Regions from separate parts of the Homo sapiens genome. Here all the other regions are linked to region 1. Evidence: chromatin loops called from intact Hi-C (ENCODE). Cell type or tissue: natural killer cell. All regions are shown on one strand. Each heading gives the region's core, and the rest is flanking DNA. Links, peaks and the distances in the headings are about the cores only. Region 1 overlaps CRTAC1 (cartilage acidic protein 1). Region 2 has its middle 20 kb from the start of SFRP5. Region 3 overlaps CRTAC1 (cartilage acidic protein 1). Region 4 overlaps ZFYVE27 (zinc finger FYVE-type containing 27).

Evidence for each region. Hi-C counts contacts between places; a loop is a spot of excess contacts. Peaks named below come from ENCODE experiments on the same cell type or tissue, not always from the same donor. Only the 100,000 strongest peaks of a DNase experiment are listed, where the experiment ranks them.
Region 2: a loop joins it to region 1, with 5 times the contacts of the local background. A loop is called at or near these places in 9 of 110 quality-filtered maps.
Region 3: it touches region 1 in a loop (3-fold over the local background); 35 of 110 quality-filtered maps call a loop at or near these places.
Region 4: it touches region 1 in a loop (9-fold over the local background); 9 of 110 quality-filtered maps call a loop at or near these places.

Annotation. Positions count from the first base shown.
Region 1 is chr10:98,027,052-98,030,043 of GRCh38, forward strand. The region is part of intron 1 of CRTAC1 (cartilage acidic protein 1); the gene reads right to left. Among named protein-coding and RNA genes, the nearest start is that of CRTAC1, 2.1 kb to the right of the region's middle. In natural killer cell, for the core only: CTCF peaks have their summits at 1,303 (motif pointing left) and 1,504; a DNase peak (open chromatin) is centred at 1,330; H3K27me3 peaks cover 1,112 bases.
Region 2 is chr10:97,790,722-97,793,713 of GRCh38, forward strand. No RefSeq gene overlaps it. Among named protein-coding and RNA genes, the nearest start is that of SFRP5, 20 kb to the left of the region's middle. In natural killer cell, for the core only: CTCF peaks have their summits at 1,443 (motif pointing right) and 1,644; a DNase peak (open chromatin) is centred at 1,450.
Region 3 is chr10:97,913,446-97,916,437 of GRCh38, forward strand. The region is part of intron 5 of CRTAC1 (cartilage acidic protein 1); the gene reads right to left. Among named protein-coding and RNA genes, the nearest start is that of MIR3085, 39 kb to the left of the region's middle. RefSeq lists an enhancer at 1,048-1,624. In natural killer cell, for the core only: CTCF peaks have their summits at 1,495 (motif pointing right) and 1,695; a DNase peak (open chromatin) is centred at 1,496.
Region 4 is chr10:97,758,333-97,761,324 of GRCh38, forward strand. It overlaps ZFYVE27 (zinc finger FYVE-type containing 27), which reads left to right. Exons shown (of 13, transcript NM_001385875.1): 13 at 904-2,563. The coding sequence ends at 968. Among named protein-coding and RNA genes, the nearest start is that of SFRP5, 12 kb to the right of the region's middle. RefSeq lists a silencer at 1,186-1,235 and an enhancer at 1,708-2,207. In natural killer cell, for the core only: CTCF peaks have their summits at 1,268 (motif pointing right) and 1,470; a DNase peak (open chromatin) is centred at 1,279.

The DNA of each region.
Region 1 (2,992 bases), core at 297-2,796:
AGCTACTCGGGAGGCTGAGGCAGGAGAATGGCGTGAACCCGGGAGGCGGAGCTTGCAGTGAGCCGAGATTGCGCCACTGCACTCCAGCCTGGGCGACAGAGCGAGACTCCGTCTCAAAAAAAAAAAAAAGAGAACAAAGGGGGCCGCCCACAGGCCACTCAGCAAACCTGTTTCCCAGAGCCCAGCTCAGATGTCGACAGCCAGGCTCTCGGAACAGAAGAAAGGGCAATGGAAATGGTAGTATCTTGCAGGTCACCGAAGAAGTCCAAACATAAGGATTTGGCAAAAATAGAATGTCCTAGCACTCTGACCTTGAGCTGGGAGCAGCAAGGGTGGGGGAAATAGGCAAATACTCTTTGGAAACTCTCCAATCCATCTATAATCTGAATCTGGGAGGTCTCACCAGCAGTGGTGTGACTGCAAGCAGAGAGACCCCACGCCAACATTCCTTGGCGCTCCAGACCTGGGTTCCAAGACCACAGTGAGGGACTCGGCACTTCTGACTCCTAAATGCACAGACTGAAACCTGGACTTGCATGGCTTTTGCTTAAAACACCACTTGGAATAATGAGACGAGATTGTAGAGGCAGGGAAAGAATAATTAGGAATTTCTATGACCTGTGTATGTCCATGACAAGAACTGTATTTTCTCCTCACCTCCTCACTCTGAAAAACAGATTCAAAATAGAATCTCCCCAACTGTATGGGATGTATTAATTTACCAAAGCCTGGTCAGTCAATAACTATGAGTGCCTACTGTATAGAGAAAGTATGTCCATCTTTATAGTGAAGAGGAAGCAGGCCGCTGGAGTGGAAACAGCTCTGAATCGAGCAGTGGGAATCCTAGGGCCTAGTTCCATGTCTTCCACCAAATAGCCATGTGACCTTGGCTTTATCCAGCTTCAGTTTTCTCATCTGTAAATTAAATGTGCATGTGAGTGTTGGGATGGAATGGGGTTGGATGAGATGCTCTCCAAGGCTCCTTGCTTCTGGCTCTAATGTTCTGGAACTCCATGAACCCTTAAAGAGTTCAAAGAACACAGCGGCACCAAGCACAAAGGAATGATCCCCGAGAGAGGGTGGGGCTGTGTACCAGCTCTGTCTCCTTGGAATGTTGTGCTTGCACCTGCCCCATAGCACCCGAGGTCACAGGACCACCTGAAGCCCAGGAAGCATGTGGTAGAAGGATTCCAAGTACGATGGTGGTGGTTGAAGGCTGTAGCCTGAGCTGCCTTAAAGCATTAAGTTGCTACAGCCAGTAAAGGGCAAGAAGTGAGAAAGTCAGTGGTCCTGAGCCAGGTACCTTTGGCGCCCCCTACTGGACACCAAGGAGTCTGCTCCACCTTTAGGCTTCCACCGCCTCAGCACGGAAGCAAGGGAGCGCTTGAGCATGAGAGGCTGTCACAAGCTGTTTAGTAGGACTGCCTTCCCGGTTGGTGGTATTCTTTCTATAGAAGTCTATTGCACTCCCTAGAATTACACAGGCCATTGGTCCACAGATTTACAGGGGCACCCCTGCGCAGCCATAGGACGTCTTAACCAAACATCAAGGTACCAAGGAATAAACACCAGGGTTCAGAACACCAGGTGCAGCCCAGATGGAGAAGGGAAGAAAGAGCAACAAGCAGGTATTTCGCTGCACAAATCCCCAGTGGAGAGAAGGTCTTGGGAAATGCAGCAGAAAAATGTTGACTGCAGCAGACAACGATGGAGCTGGGGGTTGGGATATAGATTGATAGCACCCATAAAATATCTCCAGGCTGAAGCAGGTACCCTAGGAGTTTGAACATCCACCTACATTCAGGGATGGGATAAGGTGGAGGATTCAGGCTCAAATGAGCAGCCACAGAGCAGGTTCCCCAGACTCCCTACACACCGTTTCGACCTTTTCCAGAGTCCATTAGTACCCACCGGAAATGGAAATGTTCTAATTGTGGTCCTCTGTGCCATCATCAAGACCCTCAACTCCCTTCATTACCTCTTAAATTGACTTTAGGACCTACTGCCAGAAGGATGTTCTTAACCAAGTCAGAGAGAGAGAGAGAACATTTTCTCAAGAACCATGCTGGAACAGCCACCATGTTCCCACTTTTCCAGCCTCCACCTCTCCCCCATGGCTGAGGGTGAGGTACTCTGTGACTCTCAATGAGCTCTAATTCAGTCTTGGACATCTCCAGCCCCAAGTCGTCTGGGTTCCAAATCTCCGTCAATCGCTTATCTCTTCCCACATGAGTTCTCCCCTGACTCAAGAAAACACTATAGAACTGTCCCCTGTCCTGGGACCCTCTTCCCTTCTTTTCCACTTGGCTTCACGTGGAAAGTCCTGCACCCATCCCAGAAGACACCTCAAGTGCAACTCAAGAATGTGTCCTGTCAGGAGAACGGAAGCATCTCCTGGGATGTGCAGAAGCCACACTGGGTGCACCCACCAGCAGCAGCAGCGGCGGCGGCGGCGGCGGCGGCGGCGGCGGCGGCGGCAGCAGCAGCAATATTCATTAGTCATTCCTGGAGGAAGCCCCCCCAGCTCTCAACCCTAGGAGAATTTCCCCGCCACTCTGGGAGGCTTCCATCCAGGCTGGGATGACTTTGGATTCTTGAGTTGCTTTCTGCAGAAGCGGGACTAACCAGGGCTCCCAACTACTGTACTGCAAAGAAGCGCGCTGCATTGCTGGGCATGCCCCCAAGCCCGGCCTGGCTGCCCCATCAAAGCCTCCAAGTGCCCCCACGGGGTCGAGGAGGACTCAGGGTTCCCCTGGAATGCCTGAAGCCGGCTTGCCTCAGGCAGCCTGAAGGGAAGACCACACCTCGTCCAGCATAAGGCGGCTAGCAGCTACGCCGCGCGCGGGGCTGGCTCCCGGAGCTCTCTGCCACCCAGCGCTGTGCCCGGGAACTCGGCTTCCCAGGGGAGGAAGAGCCAGCCCGCGGGGCTCTTCCCCAGCCTGGAAGCGTAGGCACTCGGCCGAGGCCAGTGGCTTCCCAGGCCCGGGTCTCA
Region 2 (2,992 bases), core at 252-2,751, 240 kb before region 1:
TATAAAAAATTAACAAAAAAATTAGCTGGGCATGATGGCATGTGTGGGATCCTAGCTACTCAGGAGGCTGAGGCAAGAGGATCACTTGAGCCCGGGAGTTCGAGGCTGCAGTGAGCCATGATTACACCACTGCACTTCAGCCTGGGTGACAGAGTGAGACTGTCTCCCCTGCCTCTGCAAAAAAAAAAAAAAAAAAAAAAAAAAAAAAAAAAAAAAAAAAATTGGCCAGGGCTGCAGCCACCAGGAGACTTGGGAGGGGCTGGAGGATCTGACCCCAAGTCCACTTGTGTGACTGTTGGCTGGAGGCCATATGGGGAGCTTGAGTGTCCTCACGACATGGGAGCTGGCTTCCCCAGGGCAAGTGACCTAAGGAAGCCAGGCGGGGGGAAGCACAGTGCCTCTCATTACTTGGTCTCTGAAATTGCCCGCCATGAATTCTGCTTACTGTGTTCATTGGAGACAAGTCACTACCTCCACCTCACACCCAAGGGAAGGGAGGAGTATCAGAATTTGTGGACCTCTTTTAAAGCCACCACAAACATTAACAGCTATTCTATGCCCAGATGCTCTGTGGTGGGAACTGGACACACATTATCTCTAATTCCCACAAAAGCTTTCTAAGTTAGGAATGAAGTTTCTTCTATGGGTGAGAATATAGTGATTCAAAGGGATGAAGCATCTTGCCCAAGGCCACCAGCCAGGGGGTGTCCACAGTGCTGTCTGGTCCCAGAGCCTGGCCTTTCCCACCACACCAGGCCATTCCCCACCCCAGATACAACCCAGTTTCAGCCACACCCAATCCAGCCTTGGCTTTGAAGCCACACAGGACTGGCTACGGTAAGGAGACCTCCTTGGTTGTAGGATTAAAAGTAATGTATGAGGCACAGGGCATGAGAAAGGTAGGGACTTTCAGAGCCACACTGACCTGGGTTTGGGTTCTGACTTTGCTTCGTGCCTCAGTTTTCTCATCTGTATGGTAGGAGCAATCATGTCCATGGGGCAGGACAACTACAAGGATTAGATGAGGTGTGTACGCAGCAGGTATGCAGCACTGGCTGTTATTATCATGGGATGGGGCCAGGTAGCCCTGAGGCTGGGCCGAGAGAAGGCTGCCCTCCCTGGGAGTAGTGTGTTCTCATGGTGGAAGCAATGTCCCCCCTTCCTGGTCTGAGGACTCCCATCCGGGTTGTGTTCAGCAAAGACAGGGAATCCAAGTGATGGTGCTGCTTTGCCAGCCCTGTAGGTAGGGCTGAGGCCAGGCCCCCACGCTTGAGGGCCAGACTCGGCCAGGCTACGGACTTTCCCTAACCTCCCCGCCCTGACTCTTCCTAGGCTCAGGGGGTCCAGGCTGGGAGCTCCCCGGAGCCCTCCCCTCCTGCCTTCCCAGTGTCTCCCATGTCTCCGGCAAGGAGGGATCTGCATGCACTTGTCTGCTTCCGCCAGCAGAGGGAGCAGGTGCTGTGTCTGGGAACCAGGGAGGCTCCAGGTGAGGTGGCTGCCTGGCAGGGGGTCCTCTTGTCCTGGAAGCCCCTTAGCCCAGTGGGTGACTTGGTGATTTGGAGCAGAGCTGGCAAGGGTGGGGGCTGCATCCTAGAGCTCCTCCGAAAAGACCAGTCTCAGCTCTCTAGAGCCCAGGAGATGGGGCCATGTTCAAGGAAGGGAAGGGATGGGGTTTCCTGGGCCTGAGATCTCAGATCTCGGCCCCCGCCTCCCTTGCAATCCAGGGAGGCAAAGAAGTCATTGCTGCACTCCATAGTCTGTCCAGCTAATTTCATACAGTGCCAACTGTATGCCAGGCACTGTGGTAGCCCTGGGAGTGCACGGCAGATGTGGCCTTTCACAGGGCTGACATTCTAAAGGGAAGCTGGGCAAAGACAAGATGTATGAATGGAGTAATGGCAAACATGCGGTAAAGGAAATAAACAGGAGGCTGGGAGAGGCAGCAGCTGGGGACCCATGTCTACACTGCTCACCCAGATGGCCAGGTGGAATTGAGGTGGAGCAAGTCCGTGAGTCTGTGGGTGGGAACTGCCTCCTCCACTATGCCCCTCTCAGCCATGGGCTCCTATTGTCACCAGAAATCACCACAGGTCATCATAAGGACCTGGCCATGACAGCAGGGAGGACGTTTAGTCCACTAGTCACCTGCAGGATTATCCATGGAACTAATTCACTGGAGCACCTGGAGTCACACAGGCCTGGCTTGTGGCCTGGCTCAGTCACTTATCACCTGTGTGACCTTGGCTAAGATGCTTAAATTCTCTGTTTTGTCATCTGCAAAGCAGTAATAAAGATTCCTACATAGTGCGAGGACTGTGGTGTGTTCATCCTCTTGCAGCGCTACCTCTTGCCAGCTGACGTGTTGCGCTCACATACATTTGTTTTTTATTGCTGCTGAAACAAATTACAAATGTGTGTTACTTTAGCATTTAAAGCAACGCACATTTATTAGCGCACAGTCTCTGTGGGTTGGGAGTCCAGGCCTGGGTTACCTGGGTCCTTTGCTCAGGGTCTCACAAAGCTGCAGTCAAAGTGTCAGCCAGGTCCAGGCACGGTGGCTCACGCCTGTAATCCCAACAGTTTGGAAGGCCAAGGTGGGTGGATCACTTGAGGTCAGGAGTTTGAGACCAGCCTGGCCAACATGGTGAAACCTCATCTGTACTAAAAATACAAAAGTTAGCCAGGTGTGGTGGCATGCACCTTTAGTCCCAGCTACTTGGGAGACAGGCAGGAGAATTGCTTAAACCCAGGAGGCAGAGGTTGCAGTGAGATGAAATCGCACCACTGCACTCCAACCTGGGTAACAGAGTGAGATTCCATCTCAAACGAAACAAAACCCAACATGTCAGCCAGGGTAGGGTCATCTGAGACTTGGGAGCTTCTTCCAAACTTCCTAGGTTTTGGCAGAATTAATTTCCTTGCAGATGTAGAACTGCTTCTTGCCTCCCTTCCTCCCTCCCTCCCTTCCTTCTTCCCCTTTCTTCCTCTCTTC
Region 3 (2,992 bases), core at 265-2,764, 110 kb before region 1:
CTGGCAAAGCCTGGGGGTGTAGCCTAGGGGTATAACCCAGAGAGGCTAGCCACAGGCTTGACATTTCTTTAAAATCTCTTGTGTTGAGAAAAATGCACACAAAAATTACATTTCAATTCTATAACATATCTGTGTTTGTTTTAAAAGAAACGCAATGTTCCCCCCGATACTCATCAAATGCATCTGACACCCCAGGGAAAAGGTCTCTGTGTGTCCTGGGCTTTGGGTACCCCTAGCAGGCCCGTGCTGCACTTCCTGGGGGTCCCGGGCCCTGGCTGGGGAGCCTGTCACTCCAGCCCTGCCTGGTCCCTGGCTGTCAGATCTGGCTTCACTCCCGATGAAAGGCCAGCGCCCACCTGGGAAGCTAGGAGGCCCCTTGGCCCCCACTCTGTAGCCCCTGGTTGAGCTCACTGGTGAGGATCTGCCAGAAGGCCTCAGCTGGGCTTTAGGCATCTCCGTCTCCTTCAATAATGACTTCCTATAAATCAGATCTGCCCTCCGCTTTGTTCCATACTGCTCCCAGCCAACAGCAAAACTCCCCACCTGACATCATAAATCCACCTTCATTTTCTTTCCGAATTTCTTTTAAGGCTTCTTTAATCACCACCTTGCAGCCTGGACAGATGCTGCCTCAAAGGGTGAGGCCAAAATGCAGAGTTCCTGGGGAGGAGGCGAGGCCTAGGGGAGGCAGGGCAGGCAGGAAGGAGAGCAGAGAGATGGACCCCAGAGGGGATGGGGATGAAGATGCCGCTGGCCATGCCCAGGACTGGAGGTTTGGGGGGACACACAGAGAATGTTTCCCAGGCAGGGGCTGGGCCTGCTTCTCTTGTGCATCCCCCTGTACCTTGCACAGTGCTCCCTGTACCCAGGAGGTGCCCAGCAGAAGGCCCTGGCATCGCTCTGGCAGAGCCTCAGAGTGGAAGGTGTTGGTATTTGCTATACTAGGTGGGCACTGCCCGTGTGCCAGGCCATGTGCCAGCCATGTCCCATGTGCGCCTCCTTTCGTTCTCACAACACTCTCATTTTGAAGATGAGAAAACTGAGGCTGGGAGAATAGTTTGCCCACTACTGCCTAGGCTGTAATGCACAGGGTAGGCTGGACCTGCACCTGTGGCCTGGCTCCAGACCCTGTCCCCTCACCTGCTAGTTCAATGTCCTCAGAAAAGCTGAGGGGCATGCCCAAGGTCACTGGGGCCTGGACCGCGGAGGCAGTGCAGGACTCTTGCCTCTCACCTTCCCCTCCTCTTTTTCCATCTGGTTCCACGCCAGGGCCTTGGCCATGTCCAGAACCCAGTTCCCAGGATTCCCAGGCAGGGCAGCTCCCGGCACTGTCCCGGCTTCAAGAGGCCTCAAGCAGCTGGGGAAGTTGGGGACCAGGGGATGGGAGAGTGGTCTTCCTACTGCCCCAGTCTCTCTCCCAATCTCTCGCTTGGCCACCCTCCCGGGGCCCTCGAGTCCCCCGAGAGCTGGCATGGTGGCCACTAGATGGCACTGTGACCCAGCGGAGCAGCTGCAGCTGCGGAAATGGATAATGTCTAGAGAGGAGGCCTCCCCTCCCCCTCCCGCAGTGCTGAAGGCCGGTACCTGGATAGCACCTTTGCCTAGCCTGCCCTGGGGTGGCTGGACCTCCCCCGCTGTCCTGAACACTCAGCCAGGCAGCTGCTTCAGCCACAACAACCCGGGTGGGGCTGCCTCAAGTCCGGGTGCCAGCCTGGGGCTGTCATCCCAGTGGGTGTGGGCCTCCCCTCACAGCCCCTCCTGTCTTGCAGGCTGGTAGGGTTCTTAAGTTGGAGGTCATCGGAAAGGTCAGCGGGCTGTGGCAGTTTAAGCATCAGGAGGAGATGGGGCTCTAAGTGCTAGCTCTCTACCAACCTCCTGTGTGACCTTGGGCGAGTCCCTTCTCCTCCCTGGATCTCCGTCTGTTCTTTGTAAAATGGGAGGTTCTCCCAGGTCATACAGCTCTCTAGCAGGCAGGTGCTGTGTGGCTTGGCTCCAGGGACCTCCCAGCTCCCTGAGTGCACATCTGGACATGGCCTGCCCCTTCTGCCTGCTTTCCTCCCAGCTTCTCAGGCCCCCTGGCACCACAGTGGTGCTGAGCGCTGGCCACGCGCCCAAAGCCTCAGCCATCAGGCCGGGCTCAGCATGGCGGCCCTTACATTTGGGGTCCATTCCTGGGGCTCGGGGGTGGGGGACACTCCGGGCTAGTTTTCCAGCCAGACGTCCATGTGTCATTAGCTGAGTGACAAGGGGGGCTACAGGGTAGTGTTGGGGGGCTTGGCGGGCAGGGAAAGGGTGGGCTGGAGAAGGCGCGCAGACAGAATAGTAACATGGTGGGCCAAATAGGTTCTTGTCAGCCAAATGGCTTTTGGAAGTCTGCAGAGCTGTTCGAACACGTCCTCTGGGCACGCCAGCTGCCCCAGCCTCCCTCTGTTCCTCCACCAAAGCTGCTGCTTCTTCCTTGAACTGCCCGTCCTTCCAGCCCAGCCGGCACAGTTGGCTGGTGCTTCCATCCCCACTGTGCTCCTCATCTGCCTCCTCTGGGTCTCCTCCTTCCCGCTCCTCGGTTCTGTGCCAGCCCAGCCAGCGTGAACAATGCCCCCTTCATGCTCAAACCCAGCCGCAACCTCCAGATTCTTTTATTCTGTGTCTAGCCTGCTCTCCCAGTCCTTGCCTCCCTTCCACCTTGTCATTTTCAAGTGCTTCATCCCCCCAGTGCACCCCCCTTCCCTTGCAAGATCAAGGCACTTAATTGCCAAGCCAGCCCAGTGCACAGAACTGGCAACTATGCAGAAAAAATTGACTGTACAAATCTAGGCTGAAGCGCCTGCATGTTTATTTCTTTTCCGGGGGAAACATAGTTTATTACTGATACAGCCTTTCCATGGTACCTTCACGCGCGGAGCTCTCAGGCACTTAGATGGGGCTTGAGCTGTGCTAACCATTTTATTGTCTAGTCATTTGTTCCCACAAACTTTGTAAGACAGGTCAACAT
Region 4 (2,992 bases), core at 184-2,683, 270 kb before region 1:
TTTTTTTTGAGACGGAGTTTCACTCTTGTTGCCCAGGCTGGAGTGCAGTGGTACGGCCTTGGCTCACCACAACCTCTGCCTCCTGGGTTCAAGCAATTCTCCTGCCTCAGCCTCCCGAGTAGCTGGGATTACAGGCATGCGCCACCACACCCGGCTAATTTTGTATTTTAGTAGAGACGGGGTTTCTCCATGTTGGTCAGGCTGGTTTTGAACTCCTGACCTCAGGTGATCTGCCCGCCTCGGCCTCCCAAAGTGCTGGGATTACAGGCGTGAGCCACCGCCCCCAGCCCAAGTTCTTTTTTCTTCCGATGCAAGTAACATATGCTTACTAACTAGAAAATTTGGAAATTATTATACAGAGGACGAAGGAAGAGAAAAATAACCCTGTAATTTTACCACCCAGAGGTAACCACTGTTAAAACATTTTGGGAAATTTCACTGTGATATTTTACTTATTCTGTTTTTTTGAGACAGAGTCTCGCTCTGTCGCCCAGCCTGGAGTGCAGTGGCGCCATCTCGGCTCACTGCAACCTCCGCCTCTTGGGTTCAAACAATTCTTGTGCTTCAGCCTCCTGAGTAGCTGGGATTACAGGCGTGCATCACCATGCCTGGCTAATTTTTGTATTTAATATTTTATTTAAAAATTTTTGAAGGTGTTCTGTTGGTGCCACAATAATGTCTAATTCATAGCACAGGAGTGGCCTGCTGTTGGCATCATCACCCCCAGGATCCCCAGTTCCCATGGAAAGAAGAATCTCTGCGGGCAGGCTAGCAAGCTGGGCAGGGAGGGTGTGGGCTGGGTGGGGGGTCTGTGTGGGGCATTTGGGAGGGTGCTTCTAGTAGTTGGGGCCATGAACCAAAGGGCGCAAGGAAATGTCTCACCAAGTTCTTCCTCCTTTTCAGCCCCTGAAGCCCAGAGGGAGACTGTGTTTGTGTGTGCCTCGTGTAACCAGACCTTGAGCAAGTGAGAAGAGAGGCCAGGGTCCAACCAGGCACCCGTCCTTGGGACCAGCAGTAGACCCCCCACTCTCCCCACCCCTGGCCCACTGTGGTGTGTGCTGGGCAAATGTGGCCTGAATGCTAGGTAGGCTTCCCCTTCCTTCCTCACTCTCTCCAGCTGGATTCTGGAGCTGTTCTCCATCCATGAGAGTGGCTGGCAATGGCTGCTCTCAATCCCTTGAGGGAGAAGAGCCCCTGGAGGGCCTGGCATGTTTGTCCTGCTCTGCCTGGGACTGAGCGAGTGGACTTAGGGCTGGGCAGGCAGTAGCCACCAGAGGGCAGCAGCGAACTAGGCCAGGCCTGACTGGGGTCTGAAGATCAGGGTCAGTGTGGCTGTGCCTGGGAATTCCAGACCTGAGGTTGGGAAAAGAGGTTTTTCTCCTGCAGGGTACTGGGCCAGGCCCTCAGCCTCAGAGAGCCTGCAGAAGGGCTTGGGAGTGCCACACCCCATCTCTGCTGATTGAATGTCCCTCCAGGCACCAGGATCTCATCATTTCCCCATCAGAGGGTGTGGCCAGGCCTAACAAGACCATGGGTGCTTCTAGAAACAGGGTTGAAGTTCCCAGATTCCCTGAGAGGAGAATGTGTATAGGAGGGTTTGGCTGAGTCCTTCAGCGTTAAGTGGAGGAAAGCTTGGGGAAGCCCCAATAGCTGGACAGACCTCGGCCTCCCCTCGAAGACACCTCAATTCACAGACTCTCAGCCCACACAATGCCCCAGTGTCCCCAGCTCCGCTGGAGCAGCTGCAGGGCACTTGGATCACAACTTCTGCACCCTCTGTCCAGAGTCTAGGGCAGTCCTCCACTGGCCCAGCACTCCAGTTTCCTTTCCCTGCCTCTTGTCCAATGGAGTGGGAGGCCAGGTGAGTGGAGCAGAGGTCCTGAAGCCCTTGACCCCTGGGGGCCTGGGTAGTGTAGGATCTCGCTGGGCTGGGTCCTGGATTCCAGGGCTATTCCCTGGAGGACAGTCTCAGTTATGGGATAAGGCCCCCTGGGGGTCTCCATTTCTTTCCAACAGTTTCATGTTCACTACTGGACTCTTACGGGCTCAGTATCTCTCCCTTAGCCATGAGCTGGCTCAGGCATCCCTTCCCTTCCCTGGAGCTGCCCTGCCTTTCTCAAGTATTTATTTATTTATTGCATGGTTCCTGGGAACATGTGGCACAAGTAATGGGATGAGGAGGAATTGGGGGTGGGGGTCTTCTACCTAGGACTCTTCCCTGGAGTCATGGGCTGCCTGGGACCCAGGACCCATGAGGGGGCTGAGAGGTTTCTACACTCGAGGAGCAGGGGTCCAGAGAGGCAGGCTGGGGAGGCAAGGGACCCATCCTAGGCCCGCTTTCTTGCCGAGCCAAGCAGCTTAGCTGGGGCTGTGCAGCCAGGGGCTTACCCAGGCCAGTGGAGGTGCCACAGCCCTGGGGAGCCAGACAGGCTTTGGTATCGTATCGCCTCTGTGTCCTTTTAAGAGAGGAGAGTTCAGTACCCCGTGCTTTCTTTACACTGGAGAGGAACTAAAAGGATCTCTGTGTCTATGGAGAATTGTCAATAAAAAGGCCTCAAGCTTCTTGTTTTTGTCATGTCTTTGTGTTGGCATTTTCCCTGAGGCTGGAAGACCAGATCTCTCTGGCACTGCTGGAGTTTTGCAGGCCTGGGCAATTCCTGCAGGACCAGGCTGAGGGGCGGGCCTTTGGGGCACCATGGTGGCAGGGGCGTGGGGGCTGCAGCCTGGTCTGGGTATGAGCTGGGGGCCAAGAGGAGGAAAGCTGTGCCTTGCACGCAGGAGAGGCTCAGCAAATGCTTGTCGGATTGACTTGAGGCCCAGTCTTGTGACCCAATTGTGAGGGCCCAGCACTGGGGGTTGGGGTTGGGACTAGAACTTGGTAAACCCCAAACAATGCAGGCTTTACAACGGAAAGATTTTAACTAATCCCTCTGAGAAAGCCAGAAAGGGTCAGCCTTCAGGGAGGCTGAGAGCAGCAGGAAAGAGGATTGGA